Linked DNA regions of Homo sapiens: region 1 is linked to region 2. A link is an interaction called in ENCODE POLR2A ChIA-PET data of the cell type or tissue named here. Cell type or tissue: OCI-LY7. All regions are shown on one strand. Links, peaks and the distances in the headings refer to the core of each region. The heading gives the core; the rest is flanking DNA.

What was found. Peaks named below come from ENCODE experiments on the same cell type or tissue, not always from the same donor. Only the 100,000 strongest peaks of a DNase experiment are listed, where the experiment ranks them.
Region 1: POLR2A ChIA-PET joins it to region 2 with 5 read pairs; 2 of 35 experiments call an interaction of 5 or more read pairs at or near these places.

Annotation. Positions count from the first base shown.
Region 1 is chr6:18,257,799-18,263,183 of GRCh38, reverse strand. It overlaps DEK (DEK proto-oncogene), which reads left to right. Exons shown (of 11, transcript NM_003472.4): 3 at 4,779-4,880; 4 at 5,122-5,231. Among named protein-coding and RNA genes, the nearest start is that of DEK, 4.0 kb to the left of the region's middle. RefSeq lists an enhancer at 2,648-2,767. In OCI-LY7, for the core only: a CTCF peak has its summit at 2,356; a DNase peak (open chromatin) is centred at 2,603; H3K4me3 peaks cover 3,258 bases; H3K27ac peaks cover 2,718 bases.
Region 2 is chr6:18,328,167-18,333,551 of GRCh38, reverse strand. No RefSeq gene overlaps it. Among named protein-coding and RNA genes, the nearest start is that of RNF144B, 56 kb to the left of the region's middle. RefSeq lists a silencer at 2,574-2,623. In OCI-LY7, for the core only: no CTCF peak of the experiment used is centred there; DNase peaks (open chromatin) are centred at 2,611, 2,881, 3,561 and 4,811; H3K4me3 peaks cover 2,114 bases; H3K27ac peaks cover 3,689 bases.

The DNA.
Region 1 (5,385 bases), core at 324-5,323, 71 kb after region 2:
ATTTGACTGGAGGTGTGAAACGGAAACTTGACTGAATAGAGGAGTGTGCTGCGGCAGTTTATCCAGGATGCATGCAGTGTCTGTTTCAGGTGTACCCGCTTCTTGACATGTTTCCAAACATTTAAAAATCCGAGTCGCATCTCTTAGCATTCTTTGATATTAGCTTAGTCTGCGGTTATTTCGTATATGTTTACGACTCAGCCACACTTGGGAAGAGGTTGAAGCGCTCTTCCTAAACCCGGATTTTTTTTAAGCCTCAACCAGCCTGTGGTCACAATCTGGGTTAAGATTACAAGGTGTGCCTTTTGTTTGTTTAAAGTGGTATGTGCCCTAAGAAGGGCATATTTAAGTAAAGCATGGCTTTTTAAATATAAGTTTTCACATAAACTATTGCTTAACAACATGTTATTTTAAAATTATTTTTAATACAACAACAAAATTGGCTGCACTATCTCGCTGCTAGCCAAAGAGGCTCTGCACTTTTTCTCCAATTTTTTGTTTGTATTTTGGTCTTCTGGTGGGGGCAGGGTTGAGATGCCAAAGAAATGGTGAATTTTCTTCATGTCAGGAAAAAATTAGAGAAGTCATGTAAATATACTGTAAGTGGCCAACACAGTAATGCTTGGGGAAGAGTTGGTAGTTGAAAGAATCCCATGTTTTGTTCTAGACAAATTATTTTTAAAAACATGATGTTGTAGAAATTTTATCCCCTAATAGTTTTATTGTAGCTGTGATTTATTATTCTTTTTACTAATTTGAGGTGTTTGTGGGACAAGTAGAATTGTGAAAGTTTTTATTTTACTTAACCCTGAATATTTAACTTTAGAACTGAGGCATCATGGAAGCCAGACAGTGAAATACTTTCTGTATTAGGCTTTTTTTTTTTTTTGCGTTACTATAAAGAAACACTTGAGGCAGGGTAGTTTATAAAGAAAATAGGTTTTATTGATTCGTGGTTCTGCAGACAGTACAAGAAGCATGGCGCCAGTATTTGCTTCTGGTGAAAGCCTCAGGAAACTTCCAATCATGGCAGAAGACAAAGGGGGAGCAGGCATTTCATTTGGGAGTGGGAGCAAGTTGTAGAGGGAGGTGCCATGCTCTTTTAAACAAATCTTGAGAGAACTCACTCACCACCACGGATTACCATGCTAAGCCGTTCATGAGGGATCTGCCCCCATGATTTAATCACCTTACCAGGCCTCACCTCCAGCATTGCAAATCACTTTTCAACACGAAATTTGGAGGGGGCAAACATCCAAAGCATATCATTGCACCCCCGGTCCCCCAACTCTCATATGTTTCTCACATTTCAAGATTCAGTTGTGCCTTCGCAGTAGTCCCCCAAAGTCCGGTCTTGTTTCAGCATTAACACAGAAGTCCCAAATCTGTAAGTCCAGAGTTTCATCTGAAGATGAGTTTCTTCCACCTATGAGCCTGTGAGATCAAAAACAAGTTATTTACTCCCAAGATACAGTGATGGTACAGACATTGGGTAAAATTCCCATTCCAAAAGGGAGAAAGGCCAAAAGAAAGGTGCAATAGGCCCCACACAGTCTGGTTTGGTTTTTGTTTGGTTTTTGTTTTTCTGTGTTTGTTTGTTTGTTTGTTTTTTGAAACGGAGTTTCGCTCTCGTTGCCCAGGCTGGAGTGCAGTGGCCTGACCTCGGCTAACCGCAACCTCTGCCTCCTGGTTCAAGGGATTCTACTGCCTCAGCCTCTCGAGTAGCTGGGATTACAGGCATATGCCACCACAGCTGGCTGATTTTGTATTTTTAATAGAGACAAGGTTTCTCCATGTTGGTCAGGCTGGTCTCAAACTCCCGACCTCAGGTGATCCGCCCGTCTCAGCCTCCCAGAGTTTTAGGATTACAGACGTAAGCCACTGCGCCCGGCCTACAAGTCTGAATCCTAGCAGGGCAGTCTTTAAATCTTAAAGCTCCAAAATTATCTCCTTTTACTGCATGTCTGGCATCCAGAGCACGCTGGTGCAAGGGGTGAGGGGTCCCAAGGCTTTGGGCAGCTCAGGATGCAAGCTGCTTGTGGCTCTACCATGCTGGAGTTTGGAGGTGGCAGCCCCCTTCCCACAGCTCCACTAGCCAATAGAGCCTTGGTGGTGAATCTAGGGGTCCACCCCCCATTTCCCCTTTCCACTCCACACTGCCCTAGTAGAGGTTTTCTTTCTTTTTTTTTTTTTTTTTTGGAGACAAGGTCTCACTTGTCACCCAGGCTGGAGTGCAGTAACATGATCTCAGCTCACTGCAAACTCTGCCTCCCAGGCTCAAGCAATCCTCTCACCTCAGGAACCACAGGCATGCGCCACCATGCCCGGGTACTTTCTGTATTTTTTGTAGAGGCAGGGTTTTACCATGTTGCCCAGGCTGGTCTCAGACTCCTTAGCTCAAGTGACCTGCCCGTCTCTGCCTCCCAAAGGGCCTGGATTACAGGAATGAGCCACCACGCCTGGCCCTGAGTAGCAGTTTTCTGTGAGAGTTCCACCCCTGCAGGAGGCTTCTGCCCAGGCACCCAGGCTTTCTCATATATCCTCTGAAGTCTGTCCTAAGAAAGGGGTCAGATTAGCCAAAATTGGCAGTGATTTTGGGGAAAAGGGAAGTGAGAGAAATGACTAGTAAAAGATGACTCTTAGGTTTCTGTCTTTGGCAGGTGGGTGGATGGTATTAATGTTTTTTGAAAAAAATTCACAAAGTGAGCAAGTTTGGAGATGATTATGATTTTTCTTTTGAATATTTTGAGTTTAGGTGCCTGTAGGACATGAATTGTAGCTGTCCAGATGACAGACAGGCATATACTGTTGGCTCTCCATATCTGTGGGTTCCTCATCTGTGGATTCAATCAACCACAAATTGGTAAAAATGGATGGTTGCATCTGTACTGAACATGTACAGATTTTTTTATTATTCCTAAACAATACAGTATAACAACTATTTACATATCAGTTAAGTTGTATTAGTCATTATGAGTAATCTACAGATGATATAAAGTATATGGGAAGATGGTCATAGGTTACATGTAACTACTACACCATTTTTTTAAAAAATAAGGGACTTGAGCATCCATGGATTTTGGCATCTGAGGGGCGTCCTGGAACCAATCCCTCACAGATACTGAGGCAATATTAGTTAATATGAATCTCAGATGAAAGTTGTGGCTTGGAGATTGACTGGGAAGTCATTAGCTTGTAGTTAGTAATCAGAGACAAGCAAATAGTTTAAATCACTAAGTTGATGAAGTTGAGTGATAGTAGGGGTTGTTTTAGTGTGTTTGGTCTTCATTCTGTACAACATGGCCAGAATATACCTGTTGATAGCCCTTTCTCCTGAAGTATTCTTTCTGTGCGAATCCTTACATTACTAAATCTAAGCTGTCTTTAAAAGCCAGCACACGTGCTTTGTTCCTTTTTCTCTAGTCCCAAAATAATCAATTCCTCCTCAGTGCACAGCAATTTATTTGTGTATCTTTCTTAAGATGTTTTGTTATCTTTTATATTGGCGTATATTTATGTCTCATTTCTTTAGTAGCATCTTTTTCAAAAGATACGCAGTTTTTATCATCCATTTATCCCCTCTTAGTATTGAGTGCAGCTGCACAACACAGGCATTAAATAAATGGCAGAACCTCGAGCAGTATATAGTATTCTTTTATCTGACTTTATTTCATTCAAAAAATGATTTTATTTTAGATAAATGGAGCTTAATGTTTTGAATTTTGAAGTATATGCTACCTGTTTTCTAGATTTTTTTTTTTTTTTTTTTTTTTTTTTTTTTTTTTTTTTGAGACGGAGTCTTGCTGTGTCGCCCAGGCTGAGGTGCAGTGGTGCGATCTCGGCTCACTGCAAGCTCCGCCTCCTGGGTTCATGCCTTTCTCCTGCCTCAGCCTCCCAAGTAGCTGGGACTACAGGCACCAGCCACCACACCTGGCTAATTTTTTGTATTTTTTAGTAGAGATGGGGTTTCACCACGTTAGCCAGGATGGTCTTGATCTCCTGACTGAGTTAGCCAGGATGGTCTCGATCTCCTGACCGAGTTAGCCGGGATGGTCTTGATCTCCTGACCTCGTTATCCGCCCGCCTCAGCCTCCCAAAGTGCTGGGATTACAGGCATGAGCCACCGCGCCTCACCGTAGATTTTTGTGACTAAACAATTTAACTTTGAGTGACTTATGGTCATCATTAGGAATGTTATTCATAAACTACAAAGTAATGCTCTCCCAGTTGATTGCATTAAATGTAAACTTGGAGAGTTTTATCCTATCCACGTACTTCAGGCTGTTCTGCCTGGAAGTCTTTATTTGTGTTTCTTTTGTCAGTTTACTAAATTGTTATTGTTCTCTATATATCTTTTGAAGTTCTTAATCTCCCAGTCTAAATTTGATTATTCCTGAAGTACAGCAAACTGAATCTCAATTATTAAATAGAATTATGTCCAAAGATTAAACAGAGCTAGATTTTTTTCACAAACGAAGTGACTGGACTGTAATGGCAATAATTTTAGTTGGATAAAAATTAGTTTGCTTTCTAATTTTTTTTTTTAACTGAGTCCCTGTGAGTGCCAGGTGAGTAAAATGTTACTCTGAAAAAATTTTCATGGTGCTCTATTAATTAATCAAGTGTTTTCCTCTTTTATGTCATTTGCTTTCCAAAACCATGCTCAGAAGAAGAATAAAGTATTAGGTTTTGGGGACTTTGTTCTACATGTGTATCTAATAAAGTTAATACAATGTTTAAGCTTTTTGTTAATTAAGAAATACTAAATTAATTTCTAGAAAAGAGTCTCATCGTGGAAGGCAAGAGGGAAAAGAAAAAAGTAGAGAGGTTGACAATGCAAGTCTCTTCCTTACAGAGAGAGCCATTTACAATTGCACAAGGTAAGTTTATTCTAGCTTCCTTTCATTTTGTGGTGAAAGTGCCTAAATTTGTGAAAATGATGGTTTGTAGCTTAGTATCAGCAAGGTAGTGTTTTATACTTTTGGTATAATTTTATTTAATTTGCTCTGTAAGAGCAGAGTTACATGTAAATTATGCTGTGAAAATAATTCTCATTAAATTAACTTTGTAAATGTATTAGTAAGCCATAGGTATTTAATTGTGATTTTTTTTTTTCCCCAGGAAAGGGGCAGAAACTTTGTGAAATTGAGAGGATACATTTTTTTCTAAGTAAGAAGAAAACCGATGAACTTAGAAATCTACACAAACTGCTTTACAACAGGCCAGGCACTGTAAGACCTTTTTACACTTTAAACCTACTTGTATATTACTTCACAATGGAATCAATTTCTGTAAATGTTAGTGATCCACTAGTTCAATTTCCACACTTTATGACTGAGCAGACTGAGGTATATACTTATTAAATGATTTATCACAGGAAACACA
Region 2 (5,385 bases), core at 151-5,150:
GGCAGTTAAAGGTTTTTTTTTTTTTTCGAGACAGGATCTCACTCTTTCCCAGACTGGAGCACAGTGGCGTGATCATAGCTCACTGCAGCTTCAAAATCCTAAAAGCTCAAGCGATCCTCCCCGCTCAGCCTCCCAACTAGCTAGGACTACAGGTACGAACCACCATGCCCAGCTAATTTTTTTATTTTTTATTTTTTGTAGATACAGGATCTCACTTTGTTGCCCAAGCTGGTCTTGAGCTCCCGGGCTCAAGCAATCCTCCCACCTCAGCCTCCCAAAGTGCTGGGATTACAAGGATGAGCTACTGCACCTGGTCAAGATAAAGTATTAAATCCATTTGAACATTCTCACCAGGCAACCCAGACATCTGAGCATGATTCCTGACTTATACTTGAGCTCTTACTCCTTATTGTTACATTGGCTCTCTTAATTCCAGAAGCCTGAACCACACAGCTGTTCATATCCCTGAGAACAGCAAATCCAACAGTAAAGCCTCAAGAAACCTTACATCTGCTCGCAGCTGAATGCCACCACGTTGTCTGCAATGACAATTAAGAGTCTTGAATGATATCAGATGTGATGTATAATCTGGTGCTTAACTAAGATTGGGGCCTGGAATCAAAAACAAGGCTGTAAAATGAGGCATCTCACAGACTTTGTCAACAGCCTTGTGAGCCCCAAATATTTGGTATGACCCTGTTTTCTATACAGGATTTGATTCAATTAAATCTAATCAATTTCAATCCAACTAATGGATATGCCAAGCCCTGTGCTAGACAGTGGGTGGGAAGAGGGAGAATATGAATAAAATAATCCCTGTCTCAAATGCTCATAGTCCAGGAGGAAGAACATAGGAACTCCATGATAAAGGTAACAACAGACTAGTGGCCTGGGTACAAAGGCAAAACAGAGGAGAGGAAAGAGCTATCTGGAGGGTCAGGGATATTGACAAAGAGTGGGGTTTAAAGGAAAACCAGGAGTTCATCAGGCAGGAGGTGGGAGAATTGCCTCCAGCCTATCAGCACCACTGAATATCACATCAATTTACCTTATCCATGGGTACATTTAATGCTGAAGACAATATCCATCATTCTTAGTTCAACTAGACAGCCACAAAGAAATTTGTAATGTCTATTTCTCACTTTGCACACACATGACAAAATATTGACGAAAAATAACCCATTACTGAGAACTTACTTTGTGTTAGACATCACAATAGGTATGTTATTCCCACAATAACCCCCTTAAACATTATATATTATCTTTATAGATGAAAAACTCTTAAATAGATCAAGGTCACCTGGCTAGTCAGTGGCTCAGCCAGATTTTGTGGGCTGTTGTTTTGTGTTTCTTTTTATGTTTATCACTTTATTTTTATTTCAATAGCTTTTGGGGTACAAGTGGTTTTGGCTACATGGATGAATTGCATAGTGGTGAAGTCTGAGATTTTAGTGTACCTGTCACCCGAGTAGTGTACATTGTACCCACTATCTAGTTTTTTATCCCTCACCCATTCTCCCCGTTCTGGGTCTCCACTCTGTATGCCTTTGTGTGAACATGCCTTACTTCCCACATATAAACGAGAACATACAGTATTTGGTTTTCCATTCCTGAGTTACTTCAATTAGAATAACGGCCTCCAGCTCCATTCAAGTCACTGCAAAAGACATTATTTCATTCTTTTTAAAGGCTGAGTAGTATCCCATGGTGTGTGTGTGTGTGTGTGTGTGTGTGTGTGTGTGTGTGTGTGTATATCTCATTTTCTTTATCCACTCATTGCTCAAAGGGCACTTAGGTTGGTTCCACGTCTTTGCAATTGTGAATCATGCTGCTGTAAATACATGCATACATGTGTCTTTTTCATATAATGACTTATTTTTCCTTAGGTAGATACCCAGCAGTGGGATTGCTGGATCAGATGATACATCTACTTTTAGTTCTTTAAAAAATCTGAGGCCAGGCACGGTGGCTCACGCCTGTAATCCCAGCACTTTGGGAGGCCGAGGCAGGTGGATGACGAGGTCAGGAGATCGAGACCATCCTGGCTAACACGGTGAAACCCCATCTCTACTAAAAATACAAAAAATTAGCCGAGCGTGGTGGTGGGCACCTGTAGTCCCAGCTACTTGGGAGGCTGAGGCAGGAGAATGGCATGAACCCAGGAGGTGGAGCTTGCAGTGAGCCGAGATCAGGCCACTGCACTACAGCCTGGGTGACAGAGCAAGACTCCGTCTCAAAAAAAAAAAAAAAAAAAAAATCTGCATACTGTTTTCCATAGAGATTATACTAATTTACATTCCCACCAGCAGCGTATAAGTGTTCCCTTTTCACCACATCCACACTAACATCTATTGTTTTTCTGACTTGTTAATGATGCTCATCCAGATTTTGAATCAGATTTATCTAAAGCCAATGATCTGGCCTTAATCACCACCCCAAACTTCCTCTTTATAAGTCATCTATATATCTAAACCAATCCCTTGTTTCTCTATTTAATATAAATCTTCAAGTTGACATAGTTCTCTCTCTGCTATGCTGTGGAGCTAGTGCTAAGTTTCCTTCTTACAATTGCTGGCGTGAAAGCTCCTCCTTTCAGCATTTGCCAAATCATAAACCAAATGCCGGACTTACATGGGGAAGTTGAAAGTTGTTTGGTTTGCAGGACTTGGAGCTATGGTGGAGCTTTCTGTGGCTTGGGGACTCTTTGATTCCAAAGCCTACTTTTCTTTTTTTTGAGACAGAGTTTCACTCTTGTCGCCCAGGCTGGAGTGCAATGGCACGATCTCAGCTCACTGCAACCTCCGCCTCCTGGGTTCAAGTGATTCTCCAGCCAAAGGCCCCAATTTTCTAAGTAGCAAAAGGAAGAGAAACTCCACAGCTGAAGTGACTCAAGAAGGAACTTGAGCTAATGTAATACTTCACGTGCTTTATTACACTTAGGGTTTTTCTGATGTAGATACAGCAGAACTAAATGTACCCAATGGACTGAAACAACAACAACAACAAAAATGCCTTTCCAAAGCTCAGAGGGCATCTAAATATTACCAATTTTTTAAAGTTTATATAAAAAAGGGGAAGAAAATGGAGGAGAGGGAAAAGTCCATATGAAAACAAAGACCCACTGAAATGCTAAAAGGTCAAAGATGCAGAATCCCAACTCTGCCAACTCTTCCTGCTGAGCTGTTTAAGACTAACTAACCCCTCATCTCCCACCCCTGGCTCTCGCCACTACTCATACAAGAAAACATTGCATGGTGGTCCACTTAATTTATCCTGATCATCAGAAACAGCCCCTAGACAACTAAATCTAGGATCTTTAAATGTGGCATAATTTCCTTGCTTTTTAAGGAAATTATGTCAAATTACGGTTGGAGAAAAAAACTGGCTAAGCATTCTTTTAAAAGCTCAGAACAGTCTAAATTATGGGGTTGCACACACAAGAAGAAGGACGTTTTGTTTTAATCTGATTTTAAACTGAATCAGTTGAGGCTGCTGCAAAGATGAACTATGTAATTAGAGCTAACTACTCAGTTAATACAGCTACAGCAAAGAAATACAGTCAGAGTGAAGGGCAGAGACCAAAAAGACCTTTCTTCCGCTTTCTTCACTAGAGTTATTTTTCCCTTTAGTAACGGGAAAGGGAAATATAAATACTATATTTGCATATTAGATGTGCCAAAAAATCACATTAAATAATTTTAAAATTATACTTCTTACAAAATATTCACTTTATCACTTCTTGTAAAATAAATTTATCCTGGGAAAAGGAACTAATTGTTCCTTAAAGAGTTACTAAATGTACTTATTTACATTTAGCATGGTTTTCTCACACACAAACCAATCACACCCACAAGGCCTGCAACAAGAAGGGCTTAATACTTTCAAAGGAACCATTATTTTTGGAATGTCCTGATTTTTAGAAATAATTTTCAAGCAATGATGTCCTGTTCATTATTTTTATTTTTATTTTTTTCAGATGAAGTCTCACTCTGTCTTCCAAGCTGGAGTGCAATGGCACAATCTCGGCTCACTGCAACCTCTGCCTCCCAGGTTCAAGCAATTCTCCTGTCTCAGCCTCCCAAATAACTTTTTGTATTTTTAGTAGAGACGGGGTTTCACCATGTTGGCCAGGCTGATCTTGAATTCCTGACCTCAGGTGATCCACCTGCCTCATGCTCATTATTTTTAAAAGCTAGCTGAGCACGGTGGTTCACACCCATAATCCCAGCACTTTGGGAGGCAGAGGTGGGAGGATCGCTTGAGGCCAGGAGTTCAAGACCAGCCTGGGCAACACAGTAGGACCTCATCTCTATTAAAAATATATATATATATTAGGTGGGCTGGTGCTTTGCACCTGTAGTCTCAGCTACTCAGGAGGCTGAGGCAGGGGGATCACTTGAGGCTGGGTGGTCAAGGCTACAGTCTCTCCAACAACAACAACAACAAAAAAGCCATGGTTAATCTAGTTACTATTCCCACTTAGTTTCAGGAATTGAAAAGAATTTCAAAGTTTACTAAAAAGCAGGGAAGTGATACAAACATCCAATTTGCACAAAAGAGTTATTATGTCTTACCAGTGGAAATCAGGCATAATTGAACAAGTTTTAGAAACAAAGAAACCAAAATGCCTGAGAGATTGAATTTAGAATGTTCCTCAAATGCTAGTGCTAATCACAAGCTAACATGAGTATCACAGTTTCAAAATATAAGAGAACATTTTTCAAGTAATTTTTTTCATTGAAACGGAAACCCAAAAAACAATGCCAGTCATCACAGTATGTGGTAAATGTAACTTCCAGAAACAAGTAACTGACGTGTTTAACAAGGAACCTGTTTTCAGCGTTGGTGAAAGCAAACCAGGTCTGATGATGCATATCTAATCACCCAAGGAAGGCAATAAAACTAAAAAGATTCCATTGGTTCATTAACTATTAAAATCCAACACCAAAGACACAGCCCCTTTAAAGCCTTGACAACAAATATTAACTTATTACACATACAAATTATGCTCAAGACCAGCGACTTTATAATACCAGCAGTAATGCTGCTATTCAAATAATAAACAGGCAATATTATTCCTACTGGGTTGAAAGAATGAAAAATAGCTTAAGGAGTGAATTTTCAAGTGCACGTAAAATGTGGCAAGTTGGGACATGGAAAAACTGAAAGTCTTAAAGGTAGTTCCGTTACCAGAAAGGGATATAAAAATAAAAAGCTCACTCAATGAAAACATAATGCAGAATTAGGTCAGCAAAGCTGAAAACATAATACAGAATTAGGTCACCAACACAGACCTAGAAACCTCCTTCCTCTCTCCCAACTCCACACATAATTCAGTCAAGGCTGGCTGCTTTTTCACCAACCAATCCAAGGATAAAAAGCTAG